Regions from separate parts of the Mus musculus genome. Here region 2 is linked to region 1. A link is a loop called in an ENCODE intact Hi-C map of the cell type or tissue named here. Cell type or tissue: gastrocnemius. All regions are shown on one strand.

The links. Hi-C counts contacts between places; a loop is a spot of excess contacts. Peaks named below come from ENCODE experiments on the same cell type or tissue, not always from the same donor. Only the 100,000 strongest peaks of a DNase experiment are listed, where the experiment ranks them.
Region 2: it touches region 1 in a loop (3-fold over the local background); 10 of 42 quality-filtered maps call a loop at or near these places.

Annotation. Positions count from the first base shown.
Region 1 is chr17:5,185,455-5,193,454 of GRCm38, reverse strand. All of the region lies in intron 4 of Arid1b (AT rich interactive domain 1B (SWI-like)), which reads right to left. Among named protein-coding and RNA genes, the nearest start is that of Gm34854, 35 kb to the left of the region's middle. In gastrocnemius, CTCF peaks have their summits at 2,851 (motif pointing left), 3,453 and 5,737 (motif pointing right); DNase peaks (open chromatin) are centred at 2,867, 3,226 and 3,550; H3K4me3 peaks cover 1,614 bases; H3K27ac peaks cover 3,663 bases.
Region 2 is chr17:4,777,099-4,785,098 of GRCm38, reverse strand. No RefSeq gene overlaps it. Among named protein-coding and RNA genes, the nearest start is that of Gm34371, 14 kb to the left of the region's middle. In gastrocnemius, no CTCF peak of the experiment used is centred here; DNase peaks (open chromatin) are centred at 579, 3,256 and 6,734; H3K4me3 peaks cover 238 bases; H3K27ac peaks cover 1,148 bases.

The DNA of each region.
Region 1 (8,000 bases):
AACATGAAAAATAGTAAGTCAACCATGAGGAAACACACACGCACATGCACACGCACACTCACAGGCACACACTCACACACACACTCACACACACATTCTCACACACACACTCTCACACACACTCACTCACACACACACAGACACACACACTCACTCACACACACACACTCACACACACAGACACACTCACACACACACTCTAACACACACACTCACACACACACACTCACACACACTCACACACACACACACACACACACACACACACTCACTCACATACACTCACACACACACACACACTCCTATAGCTAATATACTAAGCAGTATGCTCAAGGTTAGACATGAGAACATTACATCGCCTTCAGGTCTAAAGCACAAATCTATACTACCTCTTCCAGGTCACTCTCAGACAGTTTACAACACGAGTTTTATAGTTCAAACCTTAAAACAGAAAGGCTCTCAAAGAATGCTATATTTACACTGTTTGAAAGGCAGTCCCCTATTGTACATCAGGGAGGTGCAATGCAGAACTCAAGAGTACCAAGCTTGTGCCCGCAAGTGGCTTTCTATTTGGAAAGCAATCTCTAGGAGAAATGTTTTCTACCACTGATACCAGAGAGTCTGCTCACTGGAGCCCTGTCAACACTTTACATTAAGTAGACTCAATTGCATTCAAACAAATTTTTATAGCCTTTGAGTTAAGCGTGAGATTTCTGAAATAGACAATATATAACCAAACATAAGAAGGAAATGGTCACTTGGGGCTAAGGTTCATTTGTGTCACATCTTACCAGGCATCACTGTTTTGATGAAAGCTACCTTATGTCCTGGCACAGTATAGTCACACATCACTGATTTTTGGGTAGGGAGGGCAAAAACCCCAAACTCCACAAAGGAGTAAGTACTGAGGAGGCCAGGTCAGGGGCATGACCTTCTAAACATGTACTCTCGAGTTCACTGACAGGCCTGCACAGACAGACATTTCATATGCAATGTGAGCTTGATGCCGTATTTACTTAAGAGGGGGAGGCACTCAACTATTAGTAATACAAAGCCACTATTTAAAAATGGGGGGAAAGTTCAAAATTGAAAATATAATCTGAGACAACTGCCTACACTTGAATGTAAAATCGGTCAAATTATGCATTTGCTTCCTAGCTCTTCCAAAATTTCAAGGAACCAGGGAAACAAAATAATTTCAAACTCACTATGATATCAGAGAGGCAGCTTTACAATATGCTATAAGAGAATATACACAGAAATTGCATTTAGAAATAGAAGTGATTAAAATATCCCAAACAGATATGTCTTCTTTGATTTAGTATTTAAAGTCTAGGATGCTCCATATAACGTTCATAGTTTGATACACCAATAATTTCTGGGCTGTTTCCATCAATGGGGTCAATGTAACAGTAAATACAGGTGGGATGAGAAAGGAAGCTGTTTTTATTAAATTTATGTTACAGGCACTGTTACAAATTGTATCCGTTTATAAGAATTTTTCTGCTTGCTTTTCCATTCCTCCTGAGATACAAGAAAATTAAGTCTTTCTACTAACTCAGTATTCACAAAGCCAAGGACTTAAATGCCTGTCAACCCACAACTTATTGACCCCATCAGTTTCATGACCATTATACAAGCTCAAACCCTAAAAAGAAGGGCTGGAGCCATGGCTACTTGGTAAAGAGGCGGCTGAACAAGCACAGGGGCCTGAGCTACAGGACACACCCATATTCAGATGCCAGGGAGATGGCTAGGCTTGTGCTCGAAGTATGGGGGGGGGGGCGGGGGGGGGGGCTTCAGAGACAAGAAAACCCCGGAGAAAACTGAGTTCATGCTTTGTGGGTCTCAAAAGCTAAGGTGCAAAGATACTGAAGAAGACACCAGTGTTTCCCATGTGCACCCACGATAGAAATGAAAACTATCCCCAACACACACACACACACACACACACACACCAACCTCTTCTAGTATGTTGGGTGTTACTGCATTCATGTAGTGAATGCAAGCCCAAACAGATCCACACGTGCATGATAAGCGATTTGCGTCTAGGTGGTTTTTTTTTAAGGATAAAGTGTAGTAGTATACCCCGGCATGCAATTCACCTCTCTTTACAAAATGTCCAAATCAACTGGATTTTATTTAGCTTAAACTTTGTCAAATGGCAGCAGTGAGCAGCAGTAATCAAGGTTAGCAATGTCCATACTATAACAATCTTTCCTAATAGAATATTAATTGTATACACATCATAAACATACTTGTGTTAAAATACCATGCACGTGCATAGTAAATATGAGGCATAAGCCCAAACAAAATGTATTCTGCAAAACACTTGTTGCTCAGAGTCTCTTTAATAACCTTTGTAACAAACTTTAAGTGTCAAATTTCCAAAATTAAGCTACTGGGTCAGGAAATATCCGTCATGTTAATGATTATCAATAATTCACTCTTCATAGTACCAACTGCATTGACTTTAAAAACCATTCAGGCTACAGATCACAGTGGAAATAATTTATCAACTAGAGGCTCTGGCTGATTAGTCCTCTAAGTCTGGTATATGTATGTCGACTAACTTCTTGTATGTGTCATGCAGGTTACTTGAAAGGTCTAAGGTTACACTGCTATACCATAGAAGGTGAGCAACAGAGAGCAGACAGTGGCCTTAGGTCTTCTAGACAGATTAGTCTTATTCTCCAGAAATGTCTTTCCCCCCAAATCCTCTTAGCATTTACTAACGTAGTAGAGGCTAGAAAGTTGTCTCAGTGGATAACAAACCCTGCTGCTTGTAGGTTCAACTCCCAGGTCATATGTAATCCCAGTTTCAAGAGATCTGATGATGCCCTCTTCTGGCCTCCATGGGTACCAGGAACAGCCGCTGTGCACAGACATGCAAGCAGGCAAAACACCCAGTAGCATAAAATAACTTTTTTTTTTTTTAATTTAAGAAGGTACAGACAGGAGATGAGACGCTACAAAAGCTTAGGCTTTTTCTGGGATTTAAAAATGCTATGAATTAGTTTTCCCATCAAGGAACCTTGCACTTGGTTCCAACTGGTACTGCACAAATGTAGTTAGGGTCTTTGCCTTTGGCCCTACCCTCCGCTCCAGCCACTCTTGCCCTCCATCTCGCCTGTCTTGGTGCACAGCTTAGGCCTAAGGCCCGCCCCCTGGCGCCCCACCCACTGCCTGCCCCACTGGCCCCACCCCATCACTCCACCCCACCCTACTTTCCAGCGGCCTTCTGGTCTCCCCATGGCCCAGCCTACGGGAGGGGGAAGGGGGGGTGTTGTTTGATCCTCCCAGACTCTGGGTTTTGGGAGTCTACAACTTTGTCTCTTTCTGCAAAGCAAGTTTCAACCGGCCCCGCTACAGTGGGGGAGGGCCCTTTCCTCAGGGGCGGACGGCTCCAGCAGGGATACAGGGCAGCCGCTCGGCCCTCGCCTCGGCACTCCTCTCCAGGGACAGGCAGAGGGCGCGGGAGGGTTTCGGAGAAACTGGGAGCACCGCCGGGAGCGCGGCTGCGTCAGCAGAAACTTTGGGAGTGAGCCCTCTGGGGTGGGGCCTGCACAGCCCCGACCGTGGCTCGATGGCCAGGCCTCCCACCGCGGTGCCTGCCGGGAGCTCCCCACCCGCGGCTGCGCAGTCGCTGCTTCCCCTCTTCCTCCCTGGAGGAGTGCCTAGTCACTCACTGGCCCGCGAGCTGTGGGACACACTGCGCTAGGAAAACAAAGAAACCCCACGCACACGTTTCCAGGATAGGGAACGTGAAAACAGACAGTGAGACTTAGGGTGCCCCGCAGGTTAGGCTTCTCAGGGCTGCCATTAGGCAGCCAGGCAAGCTGCAGGCCCAGGTATCCAACCCAAGGCCCTGCTGAGCGCTCCCTTATGCTTACCGGGTTGAATGGTCAAATTCTCTAAACAATCCCATTATGGTTATATATGTGTGTCACGTATAGCCACAAATCCCAAGTCATTACTTTTTGGAAGAAAATTAAGTAATCTGAGAGCTTAGCAAAAACAAAAGCACCAATTCACCATTACTATTTTTTGTCACAACCAAGTGCTATATATGAAACTTTTGGATAATGTTACAGATATTTAAAGAAATGAACACATGATTTTAAATGCTGTTACTGTTGTCATGTTGACGCAGCTCACCTAGGCTCTGCAATGTGGTACTTCTCATTCAGCCATATCTAGTCTGTATAGTACCAGCAGGGTCAAAGGCAAGCAGGCATGCTGACATACTATGAATTAAATCATTTGTACACTTGAAATGTTAGGATTTGTGTTACTAGAAAAGGTGATACTTAGTAAATTTACCTAAAATGGGCAATCATACAAATTGCTTTGGGCAAATTCTTCATCAGTGAATGTTCAAATTTTTCACCCCATTTGTTCTCCTACAGATGATTTTCACAGGAATATGCTTCAGTATTTTTCAACTTTATTTCAAATTTTTAAAATTTTGAGATTTTTTGATTAAAAGTTCACTTTTTTTTTCTGACATTATTTGCCCTCCTTCCAGCCCTCTAGCCTTTTCTTCCTTTTCAGTCCTCCAAATGGTACCAAGTTGTACTACCTGCACAGGCTATGAGGTTAAGGAATTTTCAGATGTTTCTGGGTTCAGTAAATTACTACCTTCCTTCATTTGTGGTTAGGACAGTAGTGAAATGAACGCAGGCTCCGTCGGGGTGCAAGGAACACATGGTCAGGTATTTTACAGTGCTACACATTGTGGTGCAGCCAAGAAGGCAGTCAACAGATAGGCAAACTCGGGTCTGCAGTCAGGCTGCAGAGGGAAACCAAACACAGAATCGTGGGTAGTGATGAATAGGCCTTTGGAGCTGGGCAAGGAAAGCACTCAGCATGCAGTGGGGATAGAACCTAGCAGAGCCCAGGCAAGAGGCAGCATGGAGGACCACGCCCCCTCACCCCTCTTCCCAGGTAGATGCAAAAGGCTACAGTTCAGAACTTCACATGCTCCTCGTCCTCCATGCCAAGGGAGAGGTACTTGGCAAAGCATGGGCCCTGGAGTAAGAGGGTGTGAGGTTATATTTAACTCCTTCAAATACTGACTTTGTGTCCCTAAGACAGTTTCTTAGCGTCTGTCCCTGCTATCTGCAGGTGGTTGACAGTCACTTCATGGCTGTGAGGTGACTTAAATGGAACTTCCTTAGTGCTATCTTTGAGCATGACAAGACCAGTCCCCAAAACCTGCTTTCAAACTCACCCCAGCCTAGTCCTTTTTCAGTGCCTTGCTGAGACTGCTCTCTCCTACATCCACACAACAGTAGAAACTGCAATAGGATCTCCCATCCACTCCTCGGGGTGCCTTATGGTATCCTTGGCAAATCCAGATTTCAATTTGTTGTTCCACATACAATGCCAGAGAATACCAAAGGATCTGGGTCTAAACTCCTTAGTTTAGGTAAAAGGGCCAGGGGGAGTCTGTTCCTAATCTGCCCTGTGGTTTCACTCCCCTAAACTCATTACTGGATGGTAATCACGCTCCCTAGTGACTTGTGCAATAAGGCAACTGAGGTCTTTCCGCCCCTTTATCCAATCAGGCCCCTTCACTCTCTGTAATCCTGCCCTTTGAAAGCTGCCAAGGCTCCCCTGATCCCCACTGTTAGAATGTGAACAGTGCTGGGCTGAAGCAGCAATTCCATTTCATGCATAACTATGTATGTATGCATATATGGTTATGTCACTTGCAGAACCTCCAGCAGTGCCCTGCAGAGGGCTCTATCTAGTGAGCACTGTGCAAATGAGGACATCTGGAAACCAGGAAGTCTCACACTCCAGCAATGCCTTGTAACCTCATACTGGTGAGAGGGAAGCTGAGGCCTAAAGATGACCCTCAGACACCACTCACCTGTAGCTACATTCTAGCAGCTCTAAAAGGAGAGTGCTCATCGTCATAAAAAGAGAAAGTTATAAATTGTTTTTGAAAAGTCTTCCCTTCTATGAAGGTCCATTTCATTTCAGAACAGTTTAAACTCTAAACATTTGCACCACAACAGAAGCAGCAGGCAGAGCTGCGTTTACTCCCAACTTCAGAGCATACTGTGGATGTGAGGGTCTCGCTGTTAACAGACGGGCTCTTTAGGAAGACCAGCACAGCTTTGTCTTCAGATAAATGACAGCAACCTCAGGCGACACCCCAAGGTTAAGGAGCAGTTTTCAGATGCCCATGAACTTGTTACGTTTGTGGCTTTTCAACCAGTACTACACATGCCCAACACAGCAGTGGGCACCTTGCTTTCTTTGAGACAGTTCTCTAAAATTAGATACCACTCAACTGACAGCCTGACACTCTTGAGGAACAGAGGATACAATGAATACATATTCTACAAGATTAATTAGCTTCAGGTAAAAGAAACTGCAACCAAAACAAACTGGAAAAAACATTATTTCTCCTAAACAGACATTTATAGACTGGAGGTTTGCCACTTAAGTAGCCAAAGAAGTGTCACCCCATTCTGCCAGTTCCAAGGCCCTCCTCAGTCAGGGGTGATGGCTGGAAAGGACCCAAAGCCACCGCCGCATTCCCACAAGCTTCTCCACAGAGCAGAGGCCTTACCAACTAGAGCAACCAGTGGAAAGTGGGTCCACAGGCAGGGGAAATTCAATTAAGGCAGAGTGTGGAATTTGTAGAAATATAATGCAATCATGTAGGTGTTACATCATTTTCTAGTAGCCACATCAAGAAAAATAAAAGAGGAAAAATGTTCATTTCAGCACCACGTATGCTAAAATTGGAACTCGGTAGAGAGGATGCACACAGCCCTATGCAAGGATATCAAGAAAATTGGTCATGTGTTCTACATTTAAAAGAAATAAGAGGAGCTGGTTCTAATATTTCTTATTTGGACCAGTGTACTCAAATGTTATTGTGACATGTGTTCATATAAAAGTTAATGAAATGTGCCAAACTTTTCCCTATGCACTGTTTTCTTGACCCAGTGCAATTGTGTATTTGTTGTGCATCTCAGTTTGGACTAGCAACAGTCAAATATCCAATAGCCATACTGGACAAGTTTAAATTCTGATACCAAAATACGCAATTGTTTAAGACTGAGTATTGAAGTTTAAGTTCTTGTTTTGTTTGTTTGTTTGGCTTTGTTGTTGTTTTTGGTTTTTCGAGACAGGGTTTCTCTGTGTAGCCCTGGCTGTCCTGGAACTCACTTTGTAGACCAGACTGGCCTTGAACTCAAATCTGCCTGCCTCTGCCTCCCAAGTGCTGGGATTAAAGGCGTGCGCCACTTACTGAAATCCTATTTTGAAAATGAAACATCAAAGTATATAAGGTCATTCTCATTAATATGGAAATCAAGCACAAGGTATCCCTGGGAGATATGTAAGGATTAAGACTGGTACTGGCATGTCTGTAATAACATTAAAAAAGCAACCAATTAAAACCTGACTGACTTTTGTATCTATCTTTTAACAGAAGTGAAGGAGCAACCTCTCCCAACCCCTCTCTTAGCCAAACTAAGACAGAGTCTCCATTTGTTTCAATGGGGGGAAAAAATCCTGTGTTCAGCGCAGTCTCCTAGAGCTCTGCCTCTGGACAGCCTGTGATAATGACATTTGGTGTGGAAGGCTTCCTGAAGATGCATGCCTCACTTCAGAGCTAAGTCTGTCTGACGGAGGGTCTGCAGAGGTGAGGCCGAAGTATTCTTGTGCATGGCACAACCCGTACAGGAAGGGCAGTACAAAATGACTGCCTTGGGGACTTTTCCCTTGAGGGACAAACTACTCTAACTGAAACAAGAAGTTGGGGGCCTTACAGTATAGAGGGTGGGTTCCCTTCAGAATAACATCATCAAGTTTAGAAATGCCAATTATGTTGTCTCTGACATGCAGAATAGTACTTAAAGTTGCATGTGTATGTGCTCGTGTAGTTGCATGTCTGTGCATTTGTGTGTGAGCTGTAAAACTAAGAAGGGGAGAGAGGAAGAGAGCAGTCTTTATACATTAAGAAGTCTAAAAGA
Region 2 (8,000 bases), 410 kb after region 1:
AGAATAACTTTGTGAAAATAAAATGATTTTCTTTCTCTTCTTTTTCTTCCTCCTCCTCTTCCCCCTCTTCCTCTTTCTCTTCTTCCTCCTACTTCTCCTCCTCTCTCTCCTTCTCCTCTTTCTCCTCTTCCTCCTCTTCCTCTTCTTTTTCCTTCTCTTTTTCTTTTTTTAAGAACAGGGTCTCATTTTTTTTTAATGTTCCAGGCTAGCCATGAACTCACTGTGCAGCTGAGGAAGATCTTGCTGTCCTCTTTCCTCCTTGAGGCCTGAGATTACCAGGGCATACCTCCATGCCTGGTTTATAGAGTGCCAGGGATAGAACACAGGGCATTCTACAGGCTAGGCAAGCACTCTATCCACTGAGCTATGCCCAGCCAATCATTTCAATCACTGTTTCTCTTTGGGGCTCTCTGTATGCTGTATGTGCCCAACTACTATACCATCCCAGTGGTACTGTCCTGATGGGTGGACAGTCGCCCGGACAACATCAGGGATGTCCTTTCTCGTCACTCATTCTGAGTCTTCATGGATGGGAGGGAACAGAAATTGCTGTATACTATAGGGGCCAATCAGGCAGCTACAAACACTTGGCACCTTCACAGGAATTTCACAGCATTCTGGAGTCTGGCAGGCTGAGGTCAAAGTGTTGGCAGGGTTGCTTTTAGTCCTTTGCTTGTAGATAGACTGTGTCCTCACGTGGCCTCTTTTCTGTGTGTCTGTGTTACAACCTTTTCTTATAACAGCTTTGGCCACATGTACAGGATTAGAGCCCACCCTGGGGGCCTCGTCTTAATTTTCTTCTAAAGGCCCTCTCTTTTTAAGGGCTCACATTCCAAGGTATCAGTGATTGGGACTTCCAACAAGAGCATGGGGCAGGCTAATAGGATAGGGGTGGAGACACAACTTAGCCTGTGACATCAGTAAAATGAAATGGCCCAACTGCCAAGGGGAAGAGAAGACAGTTGAAGACGCATGCTGCCTTGGTAGTGCAGGCTGCAAACCTGCTTAGTGGTACCCTCCCTGCCATGATGCTCCTGTTGGACCTAATTTTCATCCAAATCTTCTGTTTCCTTGACCTTTGACCCATTTCATCTTCACTAACCAACACTGGCCTCTTACAGGCTATCCTTTTTTTTCCTGTTTGGACCCCTGGAAAAGGAGGTGTGTGTGTGTGTGTGTATGTGTGTGTGTGTGTGTGTGTGTAGAGGCCAGACAACAATGTTGGGTCTAATTCCTCAGGTGCCATCCACTTTGTTTCTGAGATGAAATCTCTCACTGGTCTGGAACTCAGGGAGTCGGCTAGCCTGGCTGCCTACTAAGCCCCAGGTAGCCTCTTCTCTCTACCTCCCCAGGGTTGAGGTTATACACTGCCACTGTGCCTAGCTCTTTTGTGGGTTCTAGGGGTACTGAACTTGCTGCTGTATTAAGGCACATGGCTGAGCTGTCATGGTAGTCTGAAAAAATGATCTTGTTGGCAATGAAATTCCAGTTCAAGTTGTAATCCTTTCAGTTTAAGGCCTAAAGCAGACCATCCCTCCTTCACACCGATGCAGCCTTGGTGCCATCTGTGTCTTGGAAGGGGCTGGGGTTAAGAATATGGGCCTGGAGGGGGGACTGTAGGGCTCAAGTCTTGAGAGTACCAAGAGCTGCTCTGAGGACGAGCTTGGGAGATTTCAGTGTTTCTGTGAGAAGCCCCCTTCTCCCCTACAAACTTGTGCCATGCTGTAATCTCATTCTGCAGGCTGAATGAACTTAATTGTGACCCGAATGGAAACGAGGGTCCCATTTCCTCTCTGTGCTCCCCTACTTACTGAACGAAGCTGACATGCGGCATTTAAAAAGGATACGCTGGGCTGTGGTGTCTGGGATGGCGGTTGCTGGGATGGAAGAGGTGGCAAAGTGAAGAATGGACATTGCCAGTGAGAGGGAGCAACTGGGTGGGGGGCATAGCTAAAGAACGTGGGGAGACAGATGGCCTCTGACCCTTTCAGGCCTTTACTTGGGGCTTATATCTTCTCTTCATTTCTTGCCCCTTCAAGGAAAATGCTTTGCAAATCAGAAGGTCAAGACTCTTCCAGGTGGAGAACCCTTTGGAATGGGCAGAAGTCCACTTAGTCATTCTAATGCTCCCTGGTCCCAGCAAGCCTCCAGATGTTCCCAAATGTCCCATGCCCTCTGCGCCCAGACCACCTACCACGGGAATATGGAATGGTTTCACCTCTCTCCAGAGACAGAGGTGGCCTGATATAGAAGAGAGGTATCCAGTCAACTGTAACCTGGTTACTGTCTTCTGTTAAATGCAAGCATCTCATCAGGGGGCCCGGCACATTACCAGTTGAACAATTAACAGTTACTCTGTTTTCATACCCCTCTTTCAAGGTGTTTAGTCTTTCCCCTTTGGTTCACAAAGTGTACTGAAGACCTACTATGAGTCAGTACACGTGCTAGCTCTTGGACCCAAGGATTACCAAGTATTCTTTGAGACTTTGAGAGTGCATTGTTAGCCTGGGGGAATAGGCATTAAATAAGCAAGCAAACCAAACCAAATCTAAAAAACAAACCCAAATCAAAACAAAACAAACCCACAAAACCAAAAAATCAAAAACCAAACAGAAACAAAAACCCCACACCACCACCACCACCACCACCAACCCCCCCAAGTATGACAAACATTATAAGGACGGCAGGGATAGCAATCAAATGTCCAAGCAAATTGCAAGCTACAACCCCAGTGTACTCTGCAGAGAACAGGCGGGTGCCAGGTTGGCTAAGGGGTCAGGGGTTCTTTGCTTATCGGAGCTGCTCTTCTGCTGAAGTCTAACGTGGTCACTGACTTAACAGAAGCCCGTGGCTGAAGAGCTGAGCAGATTCCTCACGTGGTGAGGCAAGGCTATGTAAGGTGCTGAAAGTAGGCTTGGGTATCAGCGTATGGAGCTTGGATTTTGCTCTACAAGTAGCAAGCAACCTCATGAGATAGTTAGCAGTCATACACAGCAACACTGTGTAACAAACAGGAGGGAGAACAAAAAAATCTCAGGGCTTCCCAGGGACAGATGACTGTTTTTATCTCATGTCCCAGCTCCCTCTATGTCATCTGCAGTCACAGGCCTTAGGGCTTCACTGTGGGACTTAGCTGAGGGCATCCCTCAAATCTGGGACATGCCTTTCTCATATCAGAGGCCAAAGAGCCCCAGATGATCCTGATTGCTGTCTTTGATCACAGTCACGGAGCCAAGGCCCAGCCTCTGTGAGGGGACAGCAGGTCTCCATGAGCTTGAGTAAGCAAGGGACAAGGAGTCAGGATTAGGGCCAAGAGAAAGAGGCTTAAAGGAGAGCAGGCATTTCAGGCACCTGTGGGGAGTGCGGAGATGCACTGATGTGGGTGGAAGGGCCAGGAGTGAGCTCAGAGGCCTTCAGGCAGGTGATGATCCCTGGCTGAAGAGATAAAGGAGGAGGTGGAGAAAAGAGAGTCAGTATTTCAAAGGTGAAATAGAGAACTATCTCTGTCCACGTGGGCTAGGTCTGAGCACGCTCAGTTTGAGATTCCTTGGCCCCACCCATGTAGGGATGTCATATCTGGCCTCGTTCAGTTCTACATACCAGAAAACAGCTATATAGCCCAAATCTCAGCTTATTCCAAAATCTAAGTCCAGCAAGCCCTAGATATAACTTGATTACCACCACCACTAATATTTTTTCTCTACCTGTGCCCTCAACTTCCTTCAGAATGTGATCTAAGAGCTATCCTGAGAGTAACAGTGGGCATTAGCTCTGAGAGTTCGTTTCCCAACTCTTAGGGTACAGAGATATTGAAAGCCAACACTGTTCACGGGGAACACCTCTTCCCAAGTCTTCTCAGGTTAAGAGAAAACGAGAGAAAACGTCCTTGTCGCCTTCCACCCCGAGTCTATTGGTTCCCCAGACCAAGGCCCAACACAAACAGCTCTAGTTTGTTCTGAAACTGGCAAATATGGCCCAGGATGGGGAGCAGCTGTAATTGCAAAAAGCTCTTGGCCCACTGAGACAGGCTTTAATCCTTTTTTAGGCACACAGCATTCTTTGAGTATGGCTTTATTTTCTATAAATTATTATCATGCAAGGGCACTCAGTGTTTAGAATATAAAACAAGATGGACCCAGGCTTCCTGCTGTGTTCCCCACAGTGGTTCCAGGGTAAGGATAGTTTCTGCAAACACTCCGTGTGTTTGTAAAACACATTATGGCTAGAGTCTTGACTGCTCCCTTCCTTCCCCAGGTAATATCCCCAACCCACAGTTAAAGTTACTGGAACAAGGGACAAGACCTCTTGGAACGTCAGATGTCTCAGCAGCAATGAGGCAAGCGTGGAGATGTTTGGTCTTAACATGTTACTAAGAATGTAGGTGATTGATAGTCCACCTGAATGATATCTCACAAATAATTCTCTCAGAGCATACCAGAAAACAGCTATATAGCCCAAATCTCAGCTTATTCCAACATCTATAGATATAACTTGATTACCCCCACCACTAATATTTTTTAGTGTGTGTGTGTGTGTGTGTGTGTGTGTGTGTGTGTGTGTATGTGTAGGTTTGCATACTTTTGGAGATCAGAGGTCAGACACAGTGTGGTTTCTCAGGGGCTCTTCACCTTGAGTTTTTTCAGACAGGTTCTTTCACAGGCCTGGAACTCAGTGATTAAGCAGGCAAATTGGCCACTGAACTCCAGGGACCCCCCCCCCCTCGCAAGGTGGCTGTCCTAGCCACCCCCCACCCCAGTGCTATGTTTACAAGGGTGTACCACTCTGCCTGGCTTTTTAATGTAGATGCTGGGTCTTGAACTTGGAACAACTTCATGTTTGTAACTTTACCAACCCCCTCCCTAGCCCCCCAGTTATTTTTTGGATGTGAATTCCAGGGGGCTGTATCCTCTTGTCATTTCTCAAACCACTTGTCATTTCTCAAACCATCTGTCTGGAGAGCACAAAGGAAGTGTTTGCTGAGCAGAGCAAAGGTAGTTCCCCCTGTGGCTGGAAGACTACATCCCTCTACAGCTTCCACCCGTGGGAGGGGAAAATATTGAACGTGGAGTGATTTAGCCAGGCTGTGGCAAACGTGGGCTCTGAGGTCACAGAACAAGGGCAGGAGTCCTGGCTGGGGCATCTCAGCTGAGTGTCTTTAAAACCTGATTCCCTCACGGAGCAGATGCAAAACAAAAGAATACAACGTATAAGAAGCTTTTAGAGAGTGTCAGATCGTCTCAGTAACACTAACAGGATAGGGCCATGAGCGAACCCCAAGTCCTTCCAGCTGACCTTTGTTAGAAACCATGGTCCTCTGTGAATATCCATTGCAGAGAACTTTGAAGGAAATACAGCCATGGTATTTTTCTTTGAGTGCCCAGGCTTGAGTCCTGTGGTCCAATTAGAACCCCTGGGCAAAGTGAGATATAGAGACCAAAGGATGTTGGCTTGTCTGGTCTATGTAAGAACCTTGGAAAGGGTCTGTATAGTTCTCCAAGTCGCACACACCCTAGCTGGCTCTTCCAGGTTTGGTTTATGCCCTAGTTTGAGTCTCAGGTTTGGGGATCACAAGGTGCTTGGCCGGGAGGGGTGGATTAGATGTTCTGCCGAGAAAGGTGCACCTGTCTATGTCAGTGTTTGAAGGAGTGTTAGCCAAGGACCCCACACAAGGCAGGGGAGGGGGCTGTGGCTGTGAACAGGAAGATCTGACTGTGACTCCTTGCCCTGTGTTGTGTGGGAAAGCCTAGACTCTTCAACTGAAAGGCAAGGGCCAGGGCGGCCTCTCCGATTTGCTTTCTGCATTCTTCTGGCTACCAGAAAGAATGTGCTAGAAGAGTACTCACCCACGGAAGGAATGAAGTTCTGACATCTTGCTACAGCGTGACTGCACCTTGAAAAACAGCTTTAATAAATGATGACGTCACTCACCAAAGGGGCAGGTACGGTACTGTTGTACTTCTGGGAGGTTAGGGTAGACATGCTGGGACAGAGGGAGACGGAGGTCACCGGGAGCATTTTCTGGCTTCCCGGTTTCAGCGTGAGATGAGAGTGAAGTTCTGGAGATGGGTGGTGGTTAATGGTTGCACAGACTTAACACCACTGGGGTTAAAATGAGGCATATTATGCTACATCCACTGTAAGATGCACCCCCCCCTGAAAGATATGGTATAAATAGGTTGTAATATGGGATTCTAAACTCCTTTGCTATTTTTCAGAGGGAGAGAGACCAAAGGACAGTAGGAGCTAAGTTGTATGTCTGTTGGACCTGGTTGGTGTCTTCTGGCTTGGCAGGTACTAGGTAGGGCTCAGTCGGATCCAGAGGCCTACCTTTGGCTGGTCCTCGAACTCTTTCCTGTTAACATAATGTATAGGGTTTCTCCCATTCGGCCGCTAACCTCCTCCTCATAGCACTTAAACACCCAGGTTCCACTTAAAAAAAAACCCAAAAAACAAAAACCCTAATTCTATTCTAACTGCCATCTTTGTTTACTTGTGTAAACAACAGGAGCAGATCCTATTTGGTTATCACTTAAATGCTAAAAAAGAAAGAAAAACAACAACAACAACAACAACAAAAAACACCAATAAGAGGGGAAAACGTGGAAGGAAAACCATCTCTGTGTGTGCGGATTTTGAAAAAACACCCTTCTTGACAATAAACAGCCGGGCTGGGAGGGCGCGGCTGGGAGTCTTTGGAGGGGGCGTGCTGCTCTGCGGCGCCCTCTGGTGGCCGCATCCCGGCATGGTCACGCTCCACTGAGGCTTCTCCAGGGGTTGGCATTTGGGGCCTTGGTGAAGGACAGTTCTCAAAAAGAGATTTACAATCACAAGCCACAGCGTGGTGCTTCAGGTGGAGGCCCTGGAAACAACGCATCCATTCTGGACGGCTCTCTCTCTGATGGTGGCCAGTGAGGAAGATACCAAGAAGAAACAAAACAAAACAAAACAAACGAAAAAACGTGTGGCCCATCCATTATACTTATGTTGTGTGATATTGTTCCTCAGAGGGCAAAGCCGATGAGAGGAATAAGTGATTGAAACAATCATTTCATTCCCTTGGCAGGAATTCAGTCATTAGCGATATACCTATTTTACAAAGGCAGACTAGATACATTAGAGATTGAAGAAACTGGAGCAGATGTTTTCCCTCTGATAAGCACCATTCTATTAAAAAAAAACCAAAAAACCAACTCTAGAGGGTTGGAATTTGCCCAGAAAACAGGAATACATGGGTTTTTAGGTCCTTTGACATTTAAAAAATTCCAGGAAATACTACAAGTGTGATCTCTAACCAGCATAGGGACTTACATAGGACTGCACACAGCCACAGCCACGGTGGCTTAAGTAATGAGGGTCTCCTCAGTGTGTGAGTGTGTGTGAGTGTGTGTATGTGTGTGTGTGAGAGAGAGTGTGTGTGAGTGTGTGTGTGAGTGTGTGTGTGTGAGTGTGCGTGTGAGAGTGTGTATGTGTGTGTGTGAGTGTGTGTGTGAGTGTGTGTGAGAGTGTATGTGAGTGTGTGTGTGAGTGAGTGTGTGTGAGTGTGTGTATGAGAGTGTGTGAGAGAGTGTGTGTGTGTGAGTGTGTGTGTGAGTGTGTGTGTGAGAGTGTGTGAGTATGTGTGTGTGTGAGTGTGTGTGAGAGAGAGTGTGTGTATGTGAGTGTGTGTGTGTGTGTATGTGTGAGTGTGTGTGTGTGTGTGTGTGTGTGTGTGTGTGGGTCACAGGTATCCCACATGCTTTCAAGTTCCTCAGTAGTTTCTTGTGGACACTTTATGTTTTGAGGCAGCCATTGTCACCATTTCATAGTCCCAGGAGGAGGTGAGGTTCCAGTGCTGGCGACTTGATGACGGTCCAGTACAGCCCCCAAATCTTAGTGAGGCGAAGCATACCACCTGGTGTTAGTGCTGGATGTAAATTCTTGTCCCCACATCTATCCTGGGACAGAGCAGCTTAAGCCCTAAGGAACCTGGAGGAGGCTAAGGCTACTCGAGTGTGAGGGTC